Linked DNA regions of Mus musculus: all the other regions are linked to region 1. The links are chromatin loops, found by intact Hi-C in ENCODE. Cell type or tissue: heart. All regions are shown on one strand. Region 1 overlaps Dst (dystonin). Region 2 holds the start of Bend6 (BEN domain containing 6). Region 3 overlaps Dst (dystonin). Region 4 holds the start of Mir6896 (microRNA 6896).

The links. Peaks named below come from ENCODE experiments on the same cell type or tissue, not always from the same donor. Only the 100,000 strongest peaks of a DNase experiment are listed, where the experiment ranks them.
Region 2: it touches region 1 in a loop (2.1-fold over the local background); 3 of 42 quality-filtered maps call a loop at or near these places.
Region 3: it touches region 1 in a loop (2.9-fold over the local background); 7 of 42 quality-filtered maps call a loop at or near these places.
Region 4: a loop joins it to region 1, with 4 times the contacts of the local background. A loop is called at or near these places in 9 of 42 quality-filtered maps.

What each region holds. Positions count from the first base shown.
Region 1 is chr1:34,059,984-34,062,483 of GRCm38, reverse strand. All of the region lies in intron 4 of Dst (dystonin), which reads right to left. Among named protein-coding and RNA genes, the nearest start is that of Mir6896, 56 kb to the left of the region's middle. In heart, a CTCF peak has its summit at 1,191; DNase peaks (open chromatin) are centred at 1,173 and 1,803.
Region 2 is chr1:33,906,380-33,908,879 of GRCm38, reverse strand. It overlaps Bend6 (BEN domain containing 6), which reads left to right and starts at 1,259. Exons shown (of 7, transcript NM_177235.3): 1 at 1,259-1,314. It overlaps Dst (dystonin), which reads right to left and starts at 655. Exons shown (of 103, transcript NM_001276764.1): 1 at 428-655. The coding sequence starts at 608. In heart, CTCF peaks have their summits at 1,232 and 1,879; DNase peaks (open chromatin) are centred at 1,009 and 1,249; H3K4me3 peaks cover 2,011 bases; H3K27ac peaks cover 1,455 bases; H3K27me3 peaks cover 283 bases.
Region 3 is chr1:34,120,227-34,122,726 of GRCm38, reverse strand. The region is part of intron 8 of Dst (dystonin); the gene reads right to left. It overlaps Gm51742 (a long non-coding RNA gene), which reads left to right. Exons shown (of 3, transcript XR_003948640.1): 3 at 1-88. Among named protein-coding and RNA genes, the nearest start is that of Mir6896, 4.1 kb to the right of the region's middle. In heart, no CTCF peak of the experiment used is centred here; DNase peaks (open chromatin) are centred at 357, 1,286 and 2,476; H3K4me3 peaks cover 524 bases; H3K27ac peaks cover 1,391 bases.
Region 4 is chr1:34,116,434-34,118,933 of GRCm38, reverse strand. Dst (dystonin) reads right to left here. Exons shown (of 103, transcript NM_001276764.1): 8 at 1,410-1,502. Mir6896 (microRNA 6896) reads right to left here and starts at 1,575; the gene lies at 1,503-1,575. In heart, a CTCF peak has its summit at 1,068 (motif pointing left); no DNase peak of the experiment used is centred here; H3K27ac peaks cover 836 bases.

The sequences.
Region 1 (2,500 bases):
ACGCTGTAAGCGTTTCTGCCACTCTGATGACTATATATTTCCTTAAAACTAAAACTCCTTCCTCCACCTCTCCTTCTACTCCTCTATCTATCTATTTATCTATTTATCTATTTAGATAGATAGATAGATAGATAGATAGATAGATAGGTTTTTTGTTTGTTTCTTTCCTAGTTGCTATGTGATTACACAAGGTTTTCCCCTGACCTTGTTCTCATTATATACTTTCTAAGATTAGGGGTTTTTTAATGTGAGACTTCTCTGTCCTAGGAGTTCTACTGAATTCATTCAATAAAACAACGAGCACATATTTTAACAGCTACTGTGAATGGAACCATGAACAACACAGAGACAGACCTGGAAGAAGGAGGTTTCTAGTGTTTATCTTGGGGACTTGCTGTTCATAGTGAGGTTGCACATTCCAAAGTCCATTACATATTACCAAATGTCCACAGACACATAAATAAGTGCAAGCTCCAGATTGTGTGGGAAATACAATAACTGGCATTTCAAAGCCCTTCTGTCTGCCTTGATCCAGCCCAACATTTCCTAGGTATATTTTTTTCTTTCATGAATGAATCAAGGCAGGGTGGGAGAGAGAACAGGAAGGGGAGGGAGGCATGCATATCTGACTGAATGGGGAGAGGGAAAAAGCTCAAAGCTTTTGTAAATAAATGGCCATTTCCATCAAGGAATGGTGGTCTGGCCTCACAAGGAACTCACCTCATCACCTACATTTCCTACGGCTGAATAAATGTGTTTAAGGTATAGTATGTGGTTACCTAAGGCTCAGAGTGGCTTTTGTTAGCTAGCTTGGAAGAGTGTCCGCTAATAAAACAACACTACAAACAGATTAATATACAACTCAGCACAGCAGTAATTATAGTCCAGTTATTACTACAGAATAAGAAGAATTAAGTTTCCCAGAAGGGGGGGGGGGACCTACATGTTCCTGAGCACCCTTCTTTTATAGGCAAAACCTTCTGTAGACAGACAGCACACACACACACACACACACACACACACACACACACACACACACACACACACACACACACACACACACACCTTTAAGGCAGAAGCTGTCTGACTGTTGGGAGATGTCCTCCACCTGCTCAGGTCTCAGTCAGTTTCACTACCCAGTGTTTCTATGCTCCCAAGTGGCTGAAGGGAGAACTGCAAGTCAGTTACCACAAGCCCTGCCGGAGCACCTCCTCCAAGAGGTCCCCTGGACAACCCTTCAGCACAAATACCATTTGTTAGTGTGTCTGGCAGGTGCCCTTTGGTTCCATTTCCTTTAATTACTCTCAGTATTCTGGTTAGTCTGGTCCCCATCACACACCGTTGGACTCCTCGTATGTGCATTATATTGGCAAAATGTCACGTGCTTGTGTAAGCCTCTTAAAAGTGAACCTGGGAGTAAGGAGTCCCTCCCGACCTCCAAAATCCCTGTCAATAGAAAGCTCTTAGAGGGTCCCTAACTCTGTAACTAGAAAGAAACACAGCTAAGGGTGTTAAAAACTTAGACCCTTAAAAACAGCCAAAATGTAACCATTCCCAGCAGAGGTTACTATTGTTTATCCCATAATATAATAACACCTGCAGTCAGAACAAGAAGGGGGTGGGGAGTTCATTTGCGGGAATCTCTTCAGTAGGCAGTCTGGCTGACCACAACTTCCCTAGTGAGTTTACTGATGGATGATGCTAAGTGCCCAGTCTGATGTTATCTCTCTGCTGCTCTTACTGGGACACTCACTGGAGGGCACGCCCAGCGCTCACTGCCCCAGGGAGGCTTCCCAGGGGAATCTCTTGCTGAGTGTTTTGAGTGCATGCTTTGGCAGTGTTCTGCAGTCAGCTACCCCCGTTTATTCTTTTACTTACATAATAAACTCTCATTCAAAACCGAAGCTATTGCAGATCATTCTCCAGACTAAGCAAAACAACGTCCTATGTTCCCATGGCAACAGCAGCCTGCCCTCCCAGGCTGCAGGGTCAGTTCTCAGCTGAGGAGTCCAGCAAATAGACCACGCTCAGAACAATTAACAGCAATGGCCCTGTTTTATGTTTTTATCTTTGCATTCCCAGCAATGACCATGCTACCAAGCAGAGAGAGGACATGCAGAGGTTTCTGGGGAAAGGAAGACGAAAAGAAGAGGAAAGACAATAGGGAGAAGGACTGAAAAGAAAAAAAGAAAAAAAAAACCACTAACTTCATAATCAGAACACTGGTCCATGACCATCTATACCTAAGTAGCTACATCAGCAGAGGTCTTCAGAAGGCCCACTTCTTACTATAAGAGAAAGGCTTCTAAACTTTATATGCCCCAGTACAGGGGAATACCAGGGCCAAAAAGGGGGAGTGGGTGGGCAGGGGAGTGGGGGTGGGTGGATATGGGGGACTTTTGGTATAGCATTGGAAATGTAAATGAGTTAAATACCTAATAAAAAATGGAAAAAAAAAAAAAGAGAAAGGCTTCTAACTTTAAACATTTAACTGTTCACA
Region 2 (2,500 bases), 150 kb after region 1:
GGCATATTGGGGCGGGGCGGAGAGAGTATTGGACCATCTGTCTCTAAGGTGATTTCTCTGCAAGAAGTTCCAGCAAAGTTGGGAGAGGGGAGCCCATATCATCACGCCTTACTTTTTTATTCCTAAGCTCCAGCAAAGGCTTGGCAAAGATACGAGTACCTCAGCCCAGGACTCCCCTACAATTACCTTCTGGGCTCTAGCAAACTGACCCTAAGAATCGGAGCCTGATCCTTCCTTCCAGGACCTCCGAATCTCCGTGGTTATCCAAACCTGGTGACTCAGAGGATGGAGGTGAGGCCAAAGGGCCAGGGCGCGTTAAATAAATAAATGCACTTAGCTTGAGGAGTGGGCACTGAGTGGGCAGAAGAGGCAGAGAAGGCTTGAACCTCGCTTCTGCCCAGAAGAACCCAGCGGCGGCGTGTCTTACCTCTGCTTCTGGAACGACCCGAAAAGACCGATTTCATCGGATGTCTCCCTTTCTGGAGCTTGCGGTGCCAGCAGCAGAAGAAGACGATGGTGGCGACGGTGCCCAGCAGGAGCAACAAGAGGAAGAGAGCACATTGGATGCTGTAGGGTCTCAGCAAAACGAGGAAAGCGGCGGCGATCATGGTGCGGGCGAGGCGGGGGGCCGTGCGGCGCGGGGCTAAGGCTGCAGAGCGCGCGGGGCGCGGGGCGCGGGACGCGGGGCGGGCGCGGCGGACAGGGGCGAGCGCGGCTCAGCGCGTCAAGCCCGGCGCTCGCGGCCCCGCGCGCGGCCCAATGGCTGCACACCCCGCGCCGGCCCCGGAACGACTGATGGAGAGCAGCGGGCAGCTCTCGCCATGACTCAGCACGCGGCGCAGCGGCGAGAGCCGCGCCCCTCCCTCCGCAGGCGCCCCAGCCCGCGCGCAGCTCTCGGGCTCAGCCCCGCCCGGGACGCAGCCGGCTGGGAGCATCATCGGGTGGCCGCCCGGGGCCTCGGCGTCCTGAAGCCGGCGCACGTGGGGCGGGACGGGGCGCGGCGAGCCGGCGGGGGGCTCGGTGGGTGACGTCACGGGCTGCGGCGGCAGCGGCGGCGCGGGTGCGGGCGCGCGCGCATGGCTGGGGCCGGGACCGAGCGGCGCGCGCCCTCCAGCAGGTCGGTTCGGTGCGCGCGCGGCCCGCCAGGCCACGCGCCGGGCGGCGGTGCGCGGGGACCCCCGGGTTTCGCCTGTGTAAGCCTCCGCGGACCTTCTGCTGGAGGCCGACGTCAGGGGGCGCCAAGGAGCCGGGGGGAACCCGGGCTCCCGCCTCCCTGAGCCCGCCCGGAGGCTGGGGCTCGGAGGATGCAGCAGGGTGAGCTATTTGGTTTGGGGGCGGGGGTAGTCCCTGCGCATGGAGGCGCGAGCACCTGGAAGGGCCATCTCCAAGCTGGTCCAATCTTAGGAAAGGCGGCACGCCGCGGTCTGCAGGCTTGCACCCTACCACCCCCAAACTTGGTGCTGATTCTCAGCCCAGACGTGAGCTCTGCCACGGTCAAAGAACCCTGATTCATTTATTGGCTTTGTAGGGAGAGGTGATTTTAGATGTAAGGATCTGACATGATGAAGGATGAAGGAAGTTGGTGATTGATTGGCCTGTAGATACTGCAGGAGAAATTTTTAGGCACTGTCAGACAACGGCGATCGGTCACACTCGGGTACACACCCTTCTCCCCTTTGCCGTTTTTTTCCAGCTTCCCTTACATTCCGTTACAATCCGCAAAAACTGTATCGCAGTTGTGGGCTGGACACTTGACAGTGATCGCTGATTCGGTGCCAACGAAGAAGGCAAGGCGTGAGCGCTGCGGTGTGCTCTTTTGCGGAGGGCCTCTGCCACCTGGCGAGAAAGCCAAAGCTGCAGTGGCCGCCTGCAGCGTGTTGCGGCCTTAGCGGGCCAGTGCAGTGCTCTGCCCTGCTTGCCCCTAAGGCAAACTGGCTTTCCCTGTGGGAGTTGGATGATTTGTTTTCTTTCATTGACTTGTATTTTTTAAATTAACTATATGACATATGACAAATGAAATATTACATTTGTGCAATTTCTAGTAACTGGCTTGAAACTAAATAATTCGTAAAATTCCAAAAGTCAATTGAAGAATCGATAGGAATGTGTGTATTGTTGTCTAACTATATGAAACCAACTGTTCAGTTCTGCAAAAATGTGTAGCCATTAGTGACTGATAGGTGAATGATGTATTATCAAGTGTGAGCATTAAAAGAAATGCGGAAAGATGTTGCTTAGCCCTGATGCCAGGTTCATAAGCACGGAAAGCACAGGAAAATGTGCTCTTATTTGCATGTTGGCCTCCTAAAACAAATACAGATTGCTATTATATGCCACTCATTCTGTTGTTTGAGGCTGAGGATGGAAAGCACCTTGCTTGCCGACACTGAGGAAGGTGAGACTCTTGACTGTCAGACTGCGGGGAGCACTGGGTGCCAAACAGGCTTCACGGGTCCCTGGCAGTCAGCAGAGCTGTCTGGAACTTCTGCATCCCGTGCAC
Region 3 (2,500 bases), 60 kb before region 1:
AGTGTTTTCTTATTTAACTTTTACCTATCACAGAGCTAAGTTTCTATAGACTATTACAAAAGAAAAAAATCAAGAGCCATGAGTGAAAGACATCAAGCTTAAGTGTCCTGCTGAGCCAGAGCTTTCCCAAGTTACACAATGGTAAAATGTAGGTGCTATTTAAACTGAGGGTAAGAAATATGGGTAACACGCAAGATAAAGTCACCGTGTTGACCTCTGAAAACCCTTTAACTTTGACACAGGCTAACATGCAGATGGCATTTTTGAGAAGCCGCTACACTGGAGTCTGGTGTGAGGGGGAGGAGGGGCAGTCACTTACTCCAGTGTCGCTTACCTGGCATCCATCATCCCTAGGTGCATCCTTGGAGACAGAGGACACACCAGAAGAGAGGGAATGGCACCTCCTTTTTGTGAGCTGAAGACGGTGTACTCCGAAAGGGTGACCTCTCTCATCACTGTCCTGTTCCAGGACACTGTGACAGCTTCTTGAGAGGTTTCCCATAAGTGCACTGTTTTTGAGGGACTTCTCTGTGACACAGAGAATGGGACTTGAGCTGGCTGCCGTTTGGGAAAGAGAAACATTGTCTTTTCTCAGGAATGTTCTGTGTTTTGAGTTGACATCATCTAAGTGTCTCTCCGTCTCTGGGCAATATGGAGGGCTATCTTCTTCTGAAATTATCTTGTCTGGGATGCTAACTTGGACTTCTGAGTATCTCCCCTGAGCAGAGGAAACTGTCACTCGGTGGGGGTAGCCGTCCACAGAGCTGGGCAGAGGTTTCTGGTCACCGTGCTCTGTGGCTGCCCTCTTCCCCAGCTGCACAGCATCTTCCTTAGTGGGGCTTGCGGCAGGGTCCTCCCACGGCAGTTCTCCGGAGGACACAGCTGGCTGTCCCCCAGCAGGCTGACTGACGCCCTTCTTGCCTTCTCTTTCACTGCTTTGCCGCACCGGCTCGGTGTCATCTACAACTTTTTGGCAAGGCTTTCTTCTGAAATACTTTCTTCCGGGAGAGTATTTTTCAGGACTCAAGGGACTTTTGGCAGGATCGAAATATGGCTCTTCTTTCTCAGCCCGCACACAGCCACAGACATTCCCCATTTGATTCACGGGCACTCACGGCTCCACGAACTCACTCATTTCAAAATCCGGGGCTTCCAGGGACCCGCTCCACCAAGTCCCGAGACGCCACTCTGACTTGTAATTCCTAGCAGGCTGTGTGACTATCCTCTTCAGCCCGAAGCCATGTTGCTTATGAGAAAACCACTTGCAAGAAATGCTGTGGCTTCCTGCCAGCCGGTCCTGTGTCTTATTAGGCACTGTGGCTCATTCCTGGCCACCAGTCCTCTCAGACAAACATGACTGCTCACAGTCAAATCAGACACCAGTGAACTTCCACGGCAAACCCCGAGGCTCACTACGGAGACCACGGCCCTCCAGTTAACACTGTGCCTTCTGAAATGCACACACACCCTATCGACAGCTGCATTAACCTCTGAAGCTAAGCAAACAGAAAGTAAACACAGTCCGGAGACTCGCTAGCAAAGTGTCCTTCAAGTTCAGTCTCAAAGTGCCTTTCACAGTCAAGCTCAGGGAGCCACCCCTGGAAACGCCACCTAATTTTAGGGCCCCCACACAAATAGATGAAAAGCTTGTGAGTCTCTAGTGTTAAGACTAACTCAGAAAAAAGTAGCATAGAGATAGGACTCAACAATTGGATGAAGGGAAGATAAATATTGAAAGCCGAAAATACCTTCAATTATGTCTAAAGCTAGTCTTTTAATACGGCTTTGAGACAGTGCTCAAATCATAAATCTCTGATTATCTGCTCACTAGGACAGGATTGTCACATGACCAAAGAACTACGTGAAGGGATTTAAAGGTGGAGCACTTAGCTAAAGGAAGTGTGCTCACTCTGACACATGCATTAGGGCAGTTAAACTTTATGCTCTGCGATTGCACTTGGGTTAAATATTAGACAGCTTTAGCAGGGTCAGGGTGGGAAATTAAGGAATCAGTATGGACTCAATACTCTGAGCTGTTTGTATTCCTAACCCTGAGTCACAGACACGGTGCAAAGGAAGTCAGCGTGACAGGGAAGATATTGTCACACAAGCCAAAGTCAGCTGGAAAGTCGGTACCTGCCTTTCCTGAGGTAGTCTTTCTCTGAGGAGGGGCTATCCAGTCAAGGGTCAGGTTGACACACTGATGTTACAGACATCTGTAACATATCTGTATTGTAAGGGTTTTCTTAATCATTTAGAAAGAAAATTAAACATTAGCCAGTGATGTTCTAGATGAAGGCTAGGGGGGAAAAATGTCTTGGGTTTGTTTGTTCTTAAGTTTTCAATATGTGCAATGACAACGGAACACGGTTTGAATGTGGAATGGCTTCTGTGTGTACTGCCAGGGTGGGGAAGCAGGCTGAGATTGGCACACCCTCCACCCTTCCCTCCGGCCCTGCCAAACTAAGCAACTGTCCATGGTTAGGTCACACGCCCTGTT
Region 4 (2,500 bases), 56 kb before region 1:
TTACTGGAAGAGGGAACACTTATTAAAGTCAGGGAGCCACTTAAAGTCAGTTCTTTCTACCATGTGGGCTCCAGGTACCAATGTCAAGTCTTCAGATTTATCAAGAAGAGCTTTTACCCGCTGGGCCATCTCACTAGTCCATCAGACTTTGTTTGTTTGTTTGTTTGTTTAAACACACTTCCCTCCTCAAGCCTAGTTAGAGTGGCCATCACAACAAAGAGTAAAAAATGCGAAGAATAAAATTCTGTTTCCCTCCTCTGAGGTCCTTTAACTGCCCCCTAGTGATCTCCACTTAAATTTCAGACACAACCTGTCTGAGCAGCCCTGTGATTAAAGTAGCCAGTTCCCTCCAGGGAGGGCCTCGGACTTTCCCATCTGGGGTCCTTGTAGTTTCAACCCTAATTCAAAAAGCACTGGGCCTAATCCACCGAGGCCTAAAACAACTGAGGCAGTCTGCATGAATATAATGTCTGGATCATTTCTACTTAGATGTCATACAATTCTGGTAGAATGGCTGCTTGTGTCCCACAAGCAGGGGTTTAATGCTTTGGTCTCTTAGTTCTTCCTTGAGTGGGGTCTTCTAGTAAGGACAACCCTTACTGCTGTGGAGTCTTGGCTTGAAGTTAGTTAGTGACTGGCTTGCCCTGACTTCAGCAGCCCCGTTGACTGCAGTCCAATAGGCAGGCTGCTTAAGACCGTGCCTCCACGTACCTGGTTCCCTCTAATTCCTGACTGCTGGGACTGTCCAGCTGCCTATCAGGCCTTGGGGCTCCCTAGCCACCCTCTCTGGACCTTTTCATGTTGCTCAGATCTGGTTCCCAAACAAACTCCTTTATTTTTTTCCAGTACTACTTTCATAGGTTTTACCCACCACCCCCCACCTCCTTTTTAAGATTGACTTTAAGTCCCCACTTCCTTTCTGAAGGTAAGCTGTTTATTTTCGTCCTTCAAGATCTGACAACCCACTACTACTGAGGGTCTTACAAAATCTTGTGAGATTATGAGCAGTTAACAAATCTGGCTCTTTCGAGTACACCTACTGCCATCTAGTGCCTACCAAAGGAAATTTAATTTATTTACAACAAGGATAAAATTATTTAAGGATTTTGAGTCAGAAAATCTTTAAACGGCTAACACAAGTAATTCTGCCCAAAGAACAAAAGAAACATGTCTGCATTTATGATAGAGAAAGCCCTGCCTCTCAGATTACAACAGAAGGCAGACACAGAAGCTCACAGAGACCAGGAGACAAGTCGTCATCCTCACAGAGTTATCAGAATAACTGAGGTACTGTTATGAAATTACCCTGAAATCCATTATCACTCAAAGGGTGTCAAACCCCTTCTCACGGACCACCTGAAAACCAGCCGCGAGACGTAACGACGGCAACAAAGACAAAGTGGACTCACCTGAAAGTGCAGAATTATTGTCCATATTAACCCCAAAGTCAGCTTAGGATTTCCATCTGTTATGTCATCATTTCTGATGTTCACCAACTTCACCTGTTTGTAGGTGAGAGAGAGAAACAGTGATTATTACACACCAGGCACGGGTTCTCGTCGCCTACAAAGGAAACGCTAAATGACACAAAGAACACACAGGTCACCAGATGCTACGGCCTTCCCTTCCACACTCTAGATGACAAACACATCTAAGCCGAAACTGGGTACTGCTGGGGCTCTCCCTTCTAGAGCACATACCGGAAGTGACCACCTGTCAAAAATATGATGATGGCGCCTGGATATTTATGACCTTAAAATCAGGGGACAGTCTTCTTTTGAAATGAGCTTATTTTACTCTTCTTATCAAGCAGAAAATGAACCAAGTTTGATGACCTGTAGATCTACTGCAGAGGATTTTTATTTTCTATCGTATGTATTTCTCTCGTGTGTACTTAAATCACTGAGTCTCTAGACGCTGAGCAAGCACCAAAGACTCGTGCAATCCTCAGAACCACAGCTTATCAACAAATGCTGAGCTCCGACATTCAGTAAGTGCGACGCTCTCTGACACTTATGTCTACAAAAGAACTGAGAACCTCAAGTGAACACCAAAACTTACGTTATCATGTTGGACACCTTTGTTCCTTATTTCAGGGAGCATGACGGAGGAAGAGAGACACTTTGCCACCATTGTCCCCTGTCATGTGACAACACAGGCTGCCTTTGCCAGATCCAGAGTGTTACTCTCTTGATCTCCAGTTCTCAGCCTCTAGAACCACAAGCGATGAACCCTGTCCTCTGTGATTTACACAGCACAGAAGCTGCGCAAAGCGCACTGAGCCGGTTATCTACGTATGACAAAGAGCAGACTGGTCTACCAGGAGTAAGAACCCGGCTAGCATGACTTCTAGAAGGAAGGTGTGAACTATGGAAATATTTTAAGAAACGCAGTGCAAAGTGTTAACTGTTGCCCACCCCTACCCGGGAGCGGTGGTGCTCGCCCACATTCTTGAAACACTGCTGCTATTCAAATGTCTACCTGCTTAGGCAGATGCATC